2 separate regions of the Homo sapiens genome follow, and region 1 is linked to region 2. Evidence: chromatin loops called from intact Hi-C (ENCODE). Cell type or tissue: CD14-positive monocyte. All regions are shown on one strand.

The links. Hi-C counts contacts between places; a loop is a spot of excess contacts. Peaks named below come from ENCODE experiments on the same cell type or tissue, not always from the same donor. Only the 100,000 strongest peaks of a DNase experiment are listed, where the experiment ranks them.
Region 1: it touches region 2 in a loop (2.2-fold over the local background); 3 of 110 quality-filtered maps call a loop at or near these places.

Annotation. Positions count from the first base shown.
Region 1 is chr2:127,951,692-127,959,691 of GRCh38, reverse strand. It overlaps SAP130 (Sin3A associated protein 130), which reads left to right. Exons shown (of 21, transcript NM_001330301.2): 16 at 4,348-4,706. Among named protein-coding and RNA genes, the nearest start is that of AMMECR1L, 70 kb to the right of the region's middle. In CD14-positive monocyte, a CTCF peak has its summit at 4,674; a DNase peak (open chromatin) is centred at 4,631; H3K4me3 peaks cover 552 bases; H3K27ac peaks cover 1,372 bases.
Region 2 is chr2:127,861,860-127,869,859 of GRCh38, reverse strand. AMMECR1L (AMMECR1 like) reads left to right here. Exons shown (of 8, transcript NM_001199140.2): 6 at 316-406; 7 at 2,864-2,960; 8 at 4,655-8,000. The coding sequence ends at 4,766. It also overlaps the pseudogene LOC107985803. Among named protein-coding and RNA genes, the nearest start is that of POLR2D, 7.7 kb to the right of the region's middle. In CD14-positive monocyte, no CTCF peak of the experiment used is centred here; no DNase peak of the experiment used is centred here.

The sequences.
Region 1 (8,000 bases), 90 kb before region 2:
TTGTGATTTTTCCTGTTTCTTGATGAGTGATTTTCTGTTTGGAACTGGACATTTTAAGTGTTAAGTTATAAGACTGGATTTATATATAGGTTATACTTTAGCAGGCCTCCTCTCAAACTACACCAGCAGGGAAGAGGGGGCATTGCCTTGTTACTGCCAGGTGATCAGTGAAGGCCAGGTTCCCGGTTGGCCTCTGATGATACCACATGAGTAGTGGGATGGGGAGGAGATTGAGGTCTCTCATTACAACCTGGCCGGGTAAGTCTAGACTCTTCTCAGCCTTTGCCAAGGCCGCAGTTGTTTCTGTGACGTTTCACTGGAGTATAGCAATTATTGTCTACAGGATTTTCGTCATGCCAAGCCACCCCTTTTTCTTGGTTCTTGGGCTAGACAGAGTAGGCTTTTCTTGGGACTTTTTTTTGTCTCTGCTCTTTTGCATTTCCATGTTATCAGCTTCTCCAGCGCCCTGTCCGGGACACACAAGGAAAAAAGCAAATCCAGGGAACTGACTGCCGTGCCATTCCTGGGGTCCCGAGGTCCTAGACAATGTGCCTTTTTCTCCTCACTTTTCAGCAGCTCGTTGTGCTTGGTTTATATATAACACAATTTTCAGCTATACTTTGTGGGAGGAATAGGAAAAAGTATGTCTACTCCATCATGCCTGAAACACAACTCCTCACTCTTAAATGATAGAATGGCAGGCAGAATTTTAGATGGGAAATCATTTCTCTTTAAAAATATTAGCCGGGTGTGGCGGCTCACCCCACAGCTTCAGGAGACCAAGGCAGGCAGATTGCTTCAGTCCTGGAGTACAAGACCAGCCTGGTCAATATGGTGAAACCCCGCCTTTACAAAAAATACAAAACTTAGTCAAGGATGGTGGCACATACCTTTAGTCCCAGCTACTGAGGTTCAGGCAGGAGGATCACCTGAATCTGGGAGTTTAAGGCTGCAGTGAGCCATGATCATGCCACTGCACACCAGCCTAGGCAACACAGTGAGAGATTCTCTCTCTCTCTCTCTCTCTCTCTCTCTCTCTCTCTCTCTCTCTCTCTCATCTGTCTCACTCTCATATATATGAGAGAGAGAGTGTGTGGCATACATATAAAGGTATTACTCTGTTGTCTTCTACATTTTGTTTTTATTTTTGAAAACCCAGATATGATTTTTGAGTGCTGATCTTTATATCTTATGTGTTCATTTCTTTCTGAACGCTTTAATGATCTTTGTTCTCAATGTTCAAAAACTTGACAGTAGAATTTGGGTTGGTTGTTTTTTGAGACGGAGTCTCGCCCTGTCACCCAGGCTGGAGTGCAGTGGCATGATCTCAGCTCACTGTAACCTCTGCCTCCTGGGTTCAAGCGATTCTTCTGCCTCAGCCTCCTGAGTAGCTGGGATTACAGGCGCTCGCCACTGCGCCCCACTAATTTTTTGTATCTTTAGTAGAGACAGGGTTTCCCCATGTTGGCCAGGCTGGTCTCGAACTCCTGACCTCGTGATCCTCCTGCTTTGGCCTCCCAAAGTGGTGGGATTACAGGCGTGAGCCACTGTGCCCAGCCTTTTTTTATACTTTAAGTTCTGGGATACATGTGCAGAACATGCAGGTTTGTTACATAGGTATACATGTGCCATGGTGGTTTGTTGTACCAGTTGGTTGGTTTTATATGTGCTGTATACTCAGTGGTCTCTTCAGTCTGAAAACTTGTATTGGTCGGTACAGGGAAATCTTAATGTATTATTTCTTTCATGATTTGTTTTCTGCTACTCAATTTCCATCTCCTCCTTTTTTTGGGGAAACTCTTATTTGTCAGGTGAACTTCTAGAATTGATTTTTTTTATTTTTTCTCTCTTATTTACTGTCTCTCTTCTCTCTTTTTCTTTCTAGATATCTTCAACTTTATCTTAAAGCCTTCTCAATATGAAAATCTGTAAATGTCTGAGAAAATAGAGAAAATAATAGTAATCAAACATATGTAACTTTTAATATTTTGCCATAACTTATCTTTTTTTTTTTTTTAAGAGGCAGGGTCTCGCTCTGTTGTGGCTGGAGTTCAGTGGTGCCATCATAACTCATTGCGGCCTCAACCTCCCAGGCTCAAGCAGTCCTCCTGCTCTTCAGCCTCCAGAGTCGCTAGGACCACAGGCATACACCACCACGCCCAGCTAGTGTTTCTGTTTTTGTAGTTTTGGGGTTTCCCTATGTTAACTAGGCTGGTGTCAAATTCCTGGGCTCAAGCGATCTTCCTGCCATGGCCTCCCAAAGCACTGGGATTATAGGCGTGAGTCACCACGCCTAGCCAGTTCTTTCTTATGCCTATTCAAATATACAGTTCAGACTCTAGTGTTTTTTCTTTTTTTTCCCCTTTCAGCCTTTACACTTTTGTATTCCAGAACTTCTAGTCCCTCTGTTGCCCAGGCTGGAGTGCCAGTGTTACAATTATAGCTCATTGCAACTTCAGACTCCTGGGCACTAGTAATTCTCCTGCCTCAGCCTCCTTAGTAGCTGGAACTACAGGTGTATGCCAGTGCACCTGGCTAATTAAAAAAAATTTTTTAAGAAATGGGGTCTTACTATTTTGCCCAGGCTGGTCTCGATCTCCTGGCCTCAGATGATTCTTCCGCCTCAGCTTCCCAAACTGCTGGGAATTTATAGGCATGAGCCACTGTGCCCAACTCAATATTTTCATTTCTATAGGTTGAAAATCCCAAGTATACAATTTCTCATCTGAGAATATAAGAGTAAAAACCAAAATGTTTTTGTTTTTGTCTTCTCTCACTCAACAACAACACAGAAACTTCTGTGACCTTTGGTTAGTAAGAAGTGGGGAAGGATTTCTCCCCAGCAACCAACCAATCAGTTTTGCAGAAGACACCAGGTGGGTGCCCTCCAATTCAATTATGACACTTGGAGATAGTGTCAGATCTCACAGGTTGAGGGCTCAGTCCCACAAGACTGCACCCAACTTTCTTTTTTTTTTTTTTTTTTTTTATTATACTTTAAGTTCTAGGGTACATGTGCACAATGTGCAGGTTTGTTACATATGTCTACATGCGCCATGTCGGTGTGCTGCACCCATTAACTCATCATTTACATTAGGTAGATCTCCTAATGCTGTCCCTCCCCCTCCCCCCACCCCATGACAGGCCCTGGTGTGTGATGTTCCCCTTCCTGTGTCCAAGTGTTCTCATTATTCAATTCCCACCTATGAGTGAGAACATGCGGAAGACTGCACCCAACTTTCAACGCCAAATGCAAGCCCCAGGTGGTTTTACTTGTTCTTCTGACCAGCTAGTTCCCATGCATAAGTTTGATTAATTTGCTAGAACAGCACACAGAACTCAGGAAAACACTTTACGTACACTAACCTATTTTCATAAAGGCTATTACAGAGGATGCAGATGACCAACCAAATGGAACAGAAGCATAAGGCCTGGGAGAAGGGACATGAAGCTTCCATGGCCTCTCCAGGCACGCCTGCCCTCCAGGAATTTCCACGTGCTAGCTATCCCAGAAGCTCCTGAACCCAGTCTTTTAGAGTTTTTATGGAAATTCCATTTATACAGGAATGGTTGATTAGGCATTGGCCATTAGTAATCAGCTCAACCTCAGTCCCTCTCAATTACAACTGTAGCTAAAGAGAAAGAAAAGAAAAAAAAACAGAAAAATAACAACTCCAAAGACAACATATATATTAAGGAATTCTGGGAGAAAAGATACATTAATATTATGAAAATTGGTTGTGCTATGACGATATGACTTTGAGTTCTTTAAAGTGTTATTTTCTTAGTTAATTTTATTACTGCTTATAAAAACTTGGGAGCAGGACATACAGTATATCTTTAAAACCTGATTTCCATTTAAAATTGCTTTGTTAAACTTTAAAGTCAAGGAATAGAGTATTAGAGCTGGGTGTGGTGGCTCACACCTGTAATCCCATCACTTTGGGAGGCCGAGGCAGGCGGATCACTTGAGTTCAGGAGTTGGAGATCAGCCTGGGCAACATGGTGAAACCCCATCTCCACAAAAAAATACAAAAATTAGCCTGGCATGGTGGCACACACCTGTAGTCTCAGCTACTCGGGAGGATGAGGTGGGAGAATCCCTCGAGCCCAGAAGACAGAGGTTGCGGTGAGCCAAGATCACGCCACTTCACTCCAGCATGGGTAACAGAGTGAGACCCTGTCTCAAAATTTTTTTAAAATTAAAAATTTAAAAAAAGGAAATAGAGTATAAATTGTGCAGTGTGCTGGACAGAAATAATTGGACAAATACTCATCCTCTGAGATGTTGTAGATGAAGGCAGTTTTTTTCTTATTTGCTACATGTGCTTTTCTTTTGTGTTTTAGTGCCAAACCCAAGTCTGAAATCCACGTGTCTATGGCCACTCCGGTCACTGTGTCCATGGAGACTGTATCCAATCAAAATAATGATCAGCCTACCATTGCCGTCCCTCCAACTGCCCAGCAGCCCCCACCGACCATTCCAACTATGATTGCAGCAGCCAGTCCCCCGTCACAACCAGCCGTTGCCCTTTCAACCATTCCTGGAGCGGTCCCCATCACTCCACCCATCACCACCATTGCAGCTGCACCACCTCCATCAGTCACTGTGGGTGGCAGTCTTTCCTCCGTCTTGGGCCCTCCCGTTCCTGAAATTAAAGTGAAAGAAGAAGTAGAACCAATGGATATCATGAGGCCAGTTTCTGGTAAGTCCGTCCATAGAATACTCTCCATTGGCAATTGCCTCTTCCCCTTCCCTAATTCTCCTCCAGCATCCAGATTCTTCTGTAACCCTCAGCCAAGACTCCCTGATAACCCATTTTAGATGTTGCATGTCATTAGTTTTTGATAAGTAGAAGAAAGCAGTAAACTCATTGTGAAAAGTAAAACTACTTTGCTTCCCTTTTGTAATAAAGTTTAATTTCTGGCCAAAATCATGAAAGAGATTAATATTTCCCCATGGATATCCTTCAACATAGTTTCCTTCCATGCCTAGTAGTATTAAGAAAGTAGTATTAAGAAAATACTACTATGTAAAAGGAGGCACAATATGGCTTTAGTACTATTTATTCCAAGTTTCATTGCCTTGTTATACAATCAAGTAAGATTTGTGTTGCTGAAAAACCTATATGTGATTAGTAAAATCTTAAAACAATTCATTTCTCCCTTTACCACTTCATCTTAACTCCAAACTTCCGGTTTGAGAAAGTCAAGTCACTTGAGAGGTTTTCTTTCTTTTTTTTTTTTAATAATTTATGTGGAATTTTGTTTTTCCTACAAAAGTAACATATTCAGTATACAAACTGTGTGAAGTATAAACAAATCCAAAGAAGAAAGCAAGTTATTTGTGCTCTGGTACCCAGTATTACCTGCTATTTCAGTGAGAAGTCCTCCATTTCTTTCTCATGCTGTTTGCCCGATAGAGGTGTGATTGTGCTGTGTCTGTAGTTTTTTTAATCTACTGTTTATTTATTCATCTGTTTATTCTGCCATGAAATCTCTTTCTGTGGGTATATTTACCCTTGGCACTTTCTTCAAAAGATACCATGAGTAATCCAGAAGGGAAAAATGAAGCACCCTCAGTTATGCTACTCACCTGCTCTTTTTCGCTGGTTCCCTTTACCTCTCTGTGCTAGGAAACTGCCTGTAATCCTACCTCAACCTATAGGAGTCTATTCCAGGAATTGTTCTGGGCACTGACGATGCAACTTTGTGTAAGACAAATGCAGCTTTATCCTCTTAGGTCTTACATTCTAGCAAGGGAGACAAAAGCAAAAAGATGACTAAATTATATATGTATGTATGTATGTATATATATGTTTGGGTGATAAGTTCTATGGAGAAACAAAGCAGGGACAAAATATAAGGAAAGCTGTAGCCAGGGCTGGAATGTGTGTAAAGAGTTTTAGGAGAAAGCCTCACTGAGGAAGTGACCATTGAGTAGAGACATTAAAGAAATGAAGTTCCTGGCCATGAGGATATCCGGGGAAAGGGTATTCCAGGCCAGAGAGCAGTAAGTACAAAAATCTTGAGATAGGAGCATGCGTGATGTGCTCAAAATATAGCAAAGAACCAAAGGTCGCTGGAGCTAAGTAATAAGGGGAGTGGCAGGCAGCAGGATCAGATCATGGTAGAACAGGGCCCACAGGCTGTTGTAAAGGTTTTGGCTTTGCTGGGGTTGGCAGGGAGCTGTTGGAGCAGAGCAGGGAGTGTGAGCAGAGCAGTGCCAAGCACTCACTTAGGACTGAAGATAAACACTCTGGCTGCTGGGGAAAGAACAGACTCTGGGAACAGGGATGGAATCGGGGAGACCTGTCAAGCGGCTGTTGCATTAATTGCCAGGAGCAATGAAGGCTCAACCAGGGTAGTAGTAGCGGAAGTGGTGTGAGGTGGTAGGATTCTGTTTATGTTTTTAAGGTAGAGCTAAGAGTGTGTAATGATTGGATGTTGAGTGTGAGAGAACAGTATCTGGGACAATTTCCAAGATTTTTGGCCTTAGCAACTGGAAGCCATAGAGTTGCCATTGGCTGAATTAGGAAAGCCTGCAGGAGGACCATGTTTTGTAGGGAAAGATTAGGAGTTTAGTTTTTGATAGGGTAAGTTTCAGATGTCTGTTAGACATTTCAAATGTAGACATCAAATAAATAGTTGGATCTATGAGGCTGGCTTTTGGAATAGAAAATGAAGTTGCAGATACAAATTTGGGAGTTGTCATTATATATATAAATTGTATTTAAAGTCATGAGCCTGGATGAGTCGTTCACATCACCTAGGGAATGAATGTTGATAAAGACAGAAGCAGTCCATGATCTAGTCTTAGGATGGTGTTGTGCTATCATGAGATGGGGGAGGAAGTAAAGTCCAGCAAAGGAGGCTGAATGGAGGGAACACAGGGTAGGAATATCACTTATAGTATGTGGTGTCCTGGAAGTTGCAAGAACAAAAATATTTCAGAGAGGAGACAATGATCAGGTGGATCACATGCTCTTGAGAGATCAAGGAAGATGAGGTCTGAGCAGTGACCTTTGGATTTGGCAAACAGAAGTCACAGAGGTCTTGAGAAAAGCAGTTTTTCTGTAATGATGGGGTAAAAGCATGACTGGGGGCAAGTTCAGGAGAAAGCCAGGAGAGATAGAGACATTATATATAAACAGCACGTTTGAGGCATTTGTTCTAAAGGAAGAGAAAAAAGGTGTTTGAAGTGACATGATGTCAAGAAGATTTTTTTTTTTTTTTTTTTTAAGATGGAGTTGTGCTCTTTTGCCCAGGCTAGAGTGCAGTGGCGTGATCTTGGCTCACTGCAACCTCTGCCTTCTGGTTTCAAGCAATTCTCCTGCCTCAGCCTCCTGAGTAGCGGGGATTACAAGCACCTGCCACCACACCCAGCCAATTTTTATATTTTTAGTAGAGATGGGGTTTCACCATGTTGGCCAGGCTGGTCTCGAACTCCTGATCTTATGATCTGCCCGCCTCAGCCTCCCAAAGTGCTAGGGTTATGTGAGCCACCACACCTGGCCAAGAAGAAGATTTTTTTAAGATGGGACAAATAAGAGTTTTGTATGTTAATAGGAATGATCCAGTAGAGTGAGAAGAATTGATGATGCAGGAGAAAGTTGTGAATTCCTGGAGCACTGTTTGAGGAGGCGAGAGTGGGTGGGATTTGTGTGTAGCTGAAGAGTTTGGCCTTTGCTGAAAGCATGGAGAGAAGGAGAATATAGGGACACAGTGGAGATGGGGAGATAAGGTGGTGGGACTTGATGAACATGTTCTTGTGATTGCATCTATCTTTTTCAGTAAAATAGAAAGCAAGGCCATCCACTGAGAGTACAGATGGTGGAGGAGGCATCGAGTGTTTGAGGGAGAAGAAGGTGTGAAGTAGTCATCCCAAGAGAGACTGGACTTAACAGATAGGGTTGTCCAAGTGAGGCCAGTCAGCATGGTAGTGTGTCTCCCTCTGGCGACATTCAGTTGCGTAGGTGCAGACTGGTTGGAGAACAGGA
Region 2 (8,000 bases):
CTTGTGGCATGTTTATTTAATGGAATAGGGTCAAGGAACATATTCACAATTCCTGGATGAATTACTTAAAGAATGCATTTCTCCTACCTTCATATTCTCAGAGTTGGCTGCACATACTCTCGACCCTTCCCTAAAAGCAGAACTTTCTTTGGCCTCTATACCTCCTGAGATAGAATTAGTCATGAAATGCGAGAAGGTCTCCCTTTTCCAGGCCTGTGTTAAGCTGGTCAGGGAACAATGTTGATTTATATGTGGGGACTGAAGTTCCATTAGAGTAAGTAAATGCCATTTACTTGGTTGTACTTTTTTCTATAGGTAGGGGTCCATGGGATTCGAATTGAATTCATTAATGAAAAAGGTGTCAAACGCACAGCCACATATTTACCTGAGGTTGCTAAGGAACAAGGTGAGTTGGATGAATGGGATTTTAATGACAAGTATCATTCACAGTGGTGCCAGTTAAAGGGCAAGAAAGTGAAGTGTGTCATCTTGCAGCCCAACTGCAGCTGAGAATGAGGGCCTTTCTGCCTCTTAATACCTGTCAAATTCCTATAGAACCAAGGGTAAACTTCCAAAAAGGTTTAGGAGCTGGGAAAAGCAAAAGGGTAAATCGTTCACTTACTCGCCTGATATTTCAAACACTTCTTTTCAATGAATAGTTTTATTTCTTAGCCCCTTAAACTACAGTGGCAATTGTAGCAAAATACCACCAATCAACCTGACCATATTGTAGAATTCAGTAGGTACCGAACTTTGGATCACAAATCATTAAACAATATTATACATGGCAAAGGGTGTAAACATAGTCCCTACTGTTTTTTAAAGAACTCAGTAGTCGGCCAGGCGTGGTGGCTTACTCCTATAATCCCAGCATTTTGGGAGGCCAAGGTGGGCGGATCACAAGGTCAAGAGATTGAGACCATCCTGGCCAGCATGGTGAAACCCCGTCTCTACTAAAAATATAAAAATTAGCTGGGCATGGTGGTGCATGCCTGTAGACCCAGCTACTCAGGAGGCTGAGGCAGGAGAATCACTTGAACCCAGGAGGCAGAGGTTGCAGTGAGCCAAGATCGTGCCATTACACTCCAGCCTGGTGACAGAGCGAGCCTCCATCTCCAAAAAAAAAAAAACTCAGTAGCCTATAAGTTCTTCTGATGGGGACGTTAAAGGTAGGGTGGATCGAGCAGATTTTGTCTTTAAAAGAATATCTAGAAGGGTACCTTTACATGTTGCTTGTGCATTCTGTGATACGTAGTGCAGTTTTCCTTCTTTCTTGGAATTAGTCTGATTTTGAAAATAATATGTGAAACACAGTATTTGTTGGGTATGAGCCTAGAATAGAGAAAAAATACCCGGTGAAGTGTATATCATGAGCAAACATGGAAAACGATTGCCTGGTTGGTTTTTATTTTGCTTGTGCTTAAACTTTTTCAAGAGCAGTGTATATGTGGCATAATAGCAAACCTTTTAGCCACCTCTTTTAGGTCATAAACCTAACACACTCTGTACAAGGAGGCATACCATGTTTTGTAATGGGGAGGTGTAAATAATAACTTAAGTAAATAATTAAATTACTTTTGCCATTTGAAAGTTGGTTGGAAAAATAAAAACTTCGGAGCACCTAGCATAGTAATTTAGGGGATTTTCTTTGGTTTTTCAATTTGATGAAGTTGGTTTTATCTGTTAAGAATGAGGCTGGGCACGTTTGCTCACATCTGTGATCCCAGCACTTTGGGAGGGCAAGGTAGGTGGATACTGGAGCCCAGGAGTTCAAGACTAGTCTGGTGGCGAAACCTCGTCTCTACAAAAAATACAAATTCAGCTGGGTGTGGTGGCACACACCTGACAGTCAACAGCTAGTTGGGTGGCTGAGGTGGGAGGATCACATGAGCCTGGGAGGTGGAGGTTGCAGTGAGCCAATATTGCGCCACTGCGCTTCAGCCTGGGTGACAGGAGTGAGAACCTGTCTCAAAAAAAAGAATGTGCAAGAATAACAATAGTATATGCATGAGCAACTTGTCTGCCCTTCCTGAAGGAACAGCTCCTTCCTTCCTTCCTTCCTTTCCTTCCTCTTCCTCTTCCTCTTCCTGTCTTTCCCTTTTTATTTCTTCCTTAAGACAGGGTCTCCTCCTGTCACCCAGGCTGGAGTGCGGTGGTGTGATCCTGGCTCACTGCAGTCTTGACCTCCTGGGCTCAGATGATTCTCCCACCTCAGCCTCCTGAGTAGCTGGGACTACAGGCGCATCCCACACGCTCACTTAATTTTTGCGTTCTTAGTAGGGATGAGGTTTAACCATATTGCCTAGGCTGTCCTTGAACTCATGGGCTCAAGTGATCCTCCTGCCTCAGCCTCCCAAAGTGCTGGGATTACAGGTGTGAGCCACCACACCCAGCCAGCTTCTTTCTCACTGTCAATTTTTTACCATAGAAAACAGGACTCCAAAAATCATCAGATTGAAGGAAGATCACACAAAGGAATATAAGTTGCAGAATTTAAATTCCTCTCTTCCCACAGAGCAGCCTTGGGTACCAGCACTAGGCCAATAGGCTGGTCTAAGTTGGAACCATGTTTGTTCCTAGATAATTATACTGGGGTAACATCTGACAGGAAGGACGCAGGAGCAGGGAGCCTGGGGACAGCCATTATGGCATGTGTCGGGCTATCATCTCATGTCTCAGAGTCTCCACGGGACTGGCAGACAGACTGGGCGCCAGGTACGTGGGGGTCAGTGCCCAGGGCTTCCTCTGCCTTAGCAGACTCGGCTGCTTCTCGAGTCCCATTTCTCTTCTTGCACGGGCCATGTGAGAGCATGCCTTACTCTTGCATGTGCATTGACCTCAGTGTGGCCTTTCTCCTCCCCAGACTGGGATCAGATCCAGACAATAGACTCCTTGCTCAGGAAAGGTGGCTTTAAAGCTCCAATTACCAGTGAATTCAGAAAAACGATCAAACTCACCAGGTAAGCCATTGTCTTGTTTTCCTTATCATTTCAATTTAGTTGGGGTTGAATGGAGGATAATTTTGATGGGATGGAGAAGAAGTGTTCTCTGTGAATGTCCCTAAATCAAAGAAGTGTGGGTGAAGTTCACATTTTGAGGAAGCAGTGGCAGCAAAGGCAGAGACTCTCCCAGCATCCTGTGTGTCTCCATAGCTGAGCTGGGGGCACAGTTGGAGCAGGGCAGGTCTGCCCTGCAGGCTGTGGATGGCTTTGCCAGACCCACGTGGTTGGGAGGCTGAGGGGGAGACTGAGATTAGGAGACAAGGCTCTCTGGAAGTCCAGAGTCAGTTGAGGTGCTGCTTTCTGACTGCACATGTAGTCAGACGGCAGGAGATACAGGAGAGTAAGAAAATGCTTTTACAAAAAGTTAAAAGGAAATGCCTCTCATTTGTGGGGAATACTTCTAGGAGGAGGCTGCCTAGTGTAGTAGAATGCAGATGGACTTGGAGTTGGAATCCCAGCTCAACATGTACTAGCTGTGTGACCTGAGCCAGTTATTCTGCCTCTCTGAGCCTGTTCCCTGTCTGTAAGATGTGAATGATAATACCTTAGAGTTGTTTGAGGCTGTGCTAAGGTAATGTATGGAAAATTTCTAGCCTGTGGCCAGTCAACATTGTAGGTGATCAGGAGATGTTAGTTCTCTTCTCATCCCTATTGAAATCAGAAACACTGAGAGGTTTAGCTTCTATGGGCTTTTGTGGGCCTCTTTTGGGCCCCTCATCTGTAAAATGCTGAATAATCATATACTAATCTCACAGGTCTGTTTGGAAGATGACCCAGTGTTTTTTAAATGCTTTGGATTCCAAAAATTTTTAAAAAACAACAAAAAACTCTTCAAATACAAAGCATTATTATTATTATTATAATTTATTTGAACAGCCATTTCCCTGTCAAAATTCAGGAATAATCACCTTGCAGTGGAGGAGTGATTACAGTGGGAAAGAGATGGCTCTGGGTAAGGATTGTCACACCCAGCTCCTGTGGTCTGTAGTAGGCTCCATAGGTTTGTAACACCCCATGCTTCGCATCCTGACTCATGGCTCTTTCCAGAGCACAGCCAAAGTGCTATGAATTCTGTTCTGACGACCCTGTGATATGGCATATTCATCTGGGGAGTGAGACCTATATAGCCCCAAGGATCCTTTAACCTGCTTCAGCAGACTTTGACCCAGAATTAGGTATCTGTGTCCCTTTTAGTTATAATAACTTGTTTGTTGCTCTTACGCGAATTGAGGTTGCATTTCTGTCAAATGTATCACATTTACTCTGGAAGTAGATGTGCAGTTTGCACTGGGTTTTGGTGCAGCCATCTTCCAATCTGCCACCCGAGTAATTTGACCTTGAAATTCTTCATCCAGACCCCAGTAGCGGATTGCTTACGAGCAGCCTGATGATAAGCACGTGTAGTGTTTCAAGGTGGGATGTGCTGAAACACATTCTCGGGGGAATTGTGATTGTGCTTTTTCATCTTGTTCATTTGTAATAACAACATTGTTTTCTTGTGCTGTCTTTCATTTTCTGTAAGTAAGATTGCTCTTGGTCTTCCATTTTATTCTTTCAAAATGTGGAATAAGCTTTTGGTTTTTCTCTGCTGAGTGACTTTACAAAATGAAGCGTTTGGGGTTCCTAATACCCTTTCCTGTTTCCTCATACAGGTACCGAAGTGAGAAGGTGACAATCAGTTACGCAGAGTATATTGCTTCCCGACAGCACTGTTTCCAGAACGGCACTCTTCATGCCCCGCCCCTCTACAATCATTACTCCTGACACACGGCTGCATGACCAGTCCCACCCCCCCGTGGCCACCAATGGCTATGACATCATTGGAGCAGATGCCTCCTCTTCCTGGTCCAGTTACTTCTATTACTGCACCATTTTATGATGCTAGCTTCCGTTGCCAAGTCTGCCTCCCGCTGACTGAGGGAGGGTAGGGTTACCTTGAACGAAACAGAACTTGAGGGGCCCAAGCCTTATCTCAGCCTTTCCTCAATATGGGGTTCCGTTGGATTGGGGCTCCTCCATGACTAGTGGGAATTACTGTGGGTTCAGAAGACCCTTGTCTGGTATTTGCCACATGGGGTATTGGCCACACGCTGGAAGCTGAAATTGATGATCCCTGAAGGTTGAACCCACACACACCCCTGCAGCCTCCCCAGATGAAGTAGGTGTATTCCCCTGGCAGTCTGGGCAACGGAGACCAAGAAACATTTTTAGGTTGTTTTAAATTCCTTTTTTTAAACTTCCAGTTTATTGCGTACCAAGAGTTGATTACAACCTCCATGCTTCATAAGCGGACGCCACGTTAGGGTTGGACGTGGGCACCACGAGTCCTTTGAGGCTCCTGGACAGAGACCCACATCAAGATCGGAAGCCCTTTGGGTGGCGTTGCAGATCTCATTGCTCAGTAGGCCGTGAAGATTTTCATCCTCATCCCACTCTCAGTTGGATTTTCTGGCACTCTTCCTGCATTGAGTCTCCTGATTACTGAACAGAGCTCCGTCATGTAGCCTGCTGAGGAATGGAATGGAATGGAGATGCCCACAGGAGGTCCTGATGTCATCACTGCACGCAGGTGTGAGAGGAGAGACCTCTTCTGCACCGCCTGGCTACCTCACTCCTCTGCTGGTAGCAGTGCCTATAGCTGGACCTAAGTTCTCAGAAGCGTAGATGTGCAAACAAGCGATTGAGTTGGGCTTTAGGAGGACACATCATAGGAGAGAATCCAGGGTCTGTAAGCTGGTTTTCTTTTCAGGTGACATCCTGAGGGGCCTGTAAGCAGGGGAGCTCCTTTTTCTAGTTTGCCTGTAGAGGTGGGAAGACTGTTGGTGTTTCTGTCCTTTACAGGACATTAGGAAACAGTTGTGTAATTACACAAGGTGGACCTTTATCTTGCCTGACATGCTGGGAATCTTCACCCCACCAGGGCAAATTTCCAAATAGCTCATTTTATTCTAGGTCTTTCAAACTTTCATGTGACATATTTCCCTTTCCCATTGTTGCTGATTTCCAAATCGCTGTCAGCAATTTTTTCCTCTCTCCTTGCCTATTCTTCACTCATTTGGTGGCAAAGTTCATAGAACTAGGGGACTTGGAAGATGCTTTGAAAATATTGTTACAAAGGCACTGCTAAAATGATTCACAGGGAGAGTGGCCAGTTGGAAGAAGGATCCTAAGGATGTGACACTGGTTTTCAACAACATGCTTAGAGAACTCATGAAGTGGATTGGGTGTCAACCCAGTGAACATGTTTTTATTTAATTTATTTTTTGAAGTTTATGTGGTGATGGTGTGGCTTTCCGAAATGGGCAAATATTCAGAAGATCTTTTGCATTTTCTTCTGTCAGGAATGGGGAAGGGGAGTGGGGGCACAATCTGAGAAAGGACACCTGTGCTGTTCTAGGCATCGCTGGCAAGTTTGTGGGAAGGGATGGGCAAGGGTGAGTGGGTTTGCTCCACACCGTCCTGTGCTGCTCGAGAGGACCTGGGACGTGCGAGGGAAACGTGGGTGACGGTGCCTAGGCTGCGGCCCTTCACTGCTGTGCTGGGTTCCTGCAGCCTGCTACGTTTCCCTTGGCAATGTAAATGAAGATGGAGGGGTCGTTTCGTGATTTCCTGCTGCTGAGAATAAATGTCTTGTTAAAAACGTGGCAACGGTTACTCTTAGGTGCCATGGATCGATGTCAGGGTGGTCAGCTCTGGACTAAGCCACCCACCTCCAATTTGTACAACAGTATTGATACATAGGGCTACACTCATTACTGTTCAAGTGTTCTATGTTAAGAGTTGTGTTTAATTTCTAAAGATTAAAAAAAGCAAAAAAATTGGTGCTAAACCTTCACCCCTGAGCACGCTCAGTGAGACTGGTCATGCAAGCATTTACAGTGCCATGCTCCTCAAGCCGATTTTTTCTTGTAGAAATGTTGCCCTATTTGTCTTCTCCAATGTATGGTATGTTATTTTATTTTATTATTTTATTTTATTTTATTTTATTTTATCGAGGGGGGGTACGATACCTGCCATTTAAGAAAATGAATAGAAAATTTTAAAACCCGAGAAATGGGGAAAAAAAAATCAGTGCACAAGAATTGGGCTGGTTAGGCCCAGCACCACACTGAAGTGGGCTCAGTGGTTTTTGGAGTGAAGAAGCCTTACTCCCTGCACATTCCCTCATGCTCCCACACAAGTCCAGCAATGGAAATGCTTGGGTTCCTCTTGCTTTGTCAGGGGACTCAGGAGTCGACCAAGGGAAACCATTTGGCCCCGTGAGGAATGGGCATTGTCAGTATCCGTCCTGAACGGGGCCTAGTCAGGAAGCGGTCTAGAAGTGTACGGTCACGGTCGCCTCATGAAAGTGTGTAGCAGGTGGCTCTCAGGAAAAATACCAAGTCTGGATCATCCATGTGGCAGCTTTGCATAGGGAGAGGATAGCTCCGAACTGGAACTGAACTGCCTTCTCTGCACGCTTGACCAAAGCAGTGATGAGGGCGGCCAGTACCTGCGGTGTGCGTGGTAGGTTTAAAGAAAAGGGAATGTTTTCTGCTGAGTGTTTCCTTTGTCCTTGGGCTGCTCGAGCTGGACAGTAGGTAACCACTGTTTTCAAGGACCAGCCCAATTTCTCTGGCTTGGTTCGGAGTTCGTTTCATCCCTAGCTGTGAGTGCCTTTTGGTCTGGAAAGTTGGCTTGTCTCATAATACCCACAGCTAGGACATTCTCTCTGTAATTATGAATTGTCCTTGTTTTACATTAAAAGAGAATGTCTTTGATCACTAGAGTCTGTCGGTGTTGGATTATTTCCACTGTGAGATTCTTAAAACTTTTTTGCTTCATAATAATAAAACAACTCATGTTAGAGACCCTTTCAACATGAAAGGTTTGTAGTTGAGACATTACATATATTTTATTGTTTATAATAAAAATCATCTATACAAAAGAAGTCCTGGGTGTTAATATTTTGCACAAGATCTGTTTTCCATGATGTGTTGACATCTACAATTTCACTAA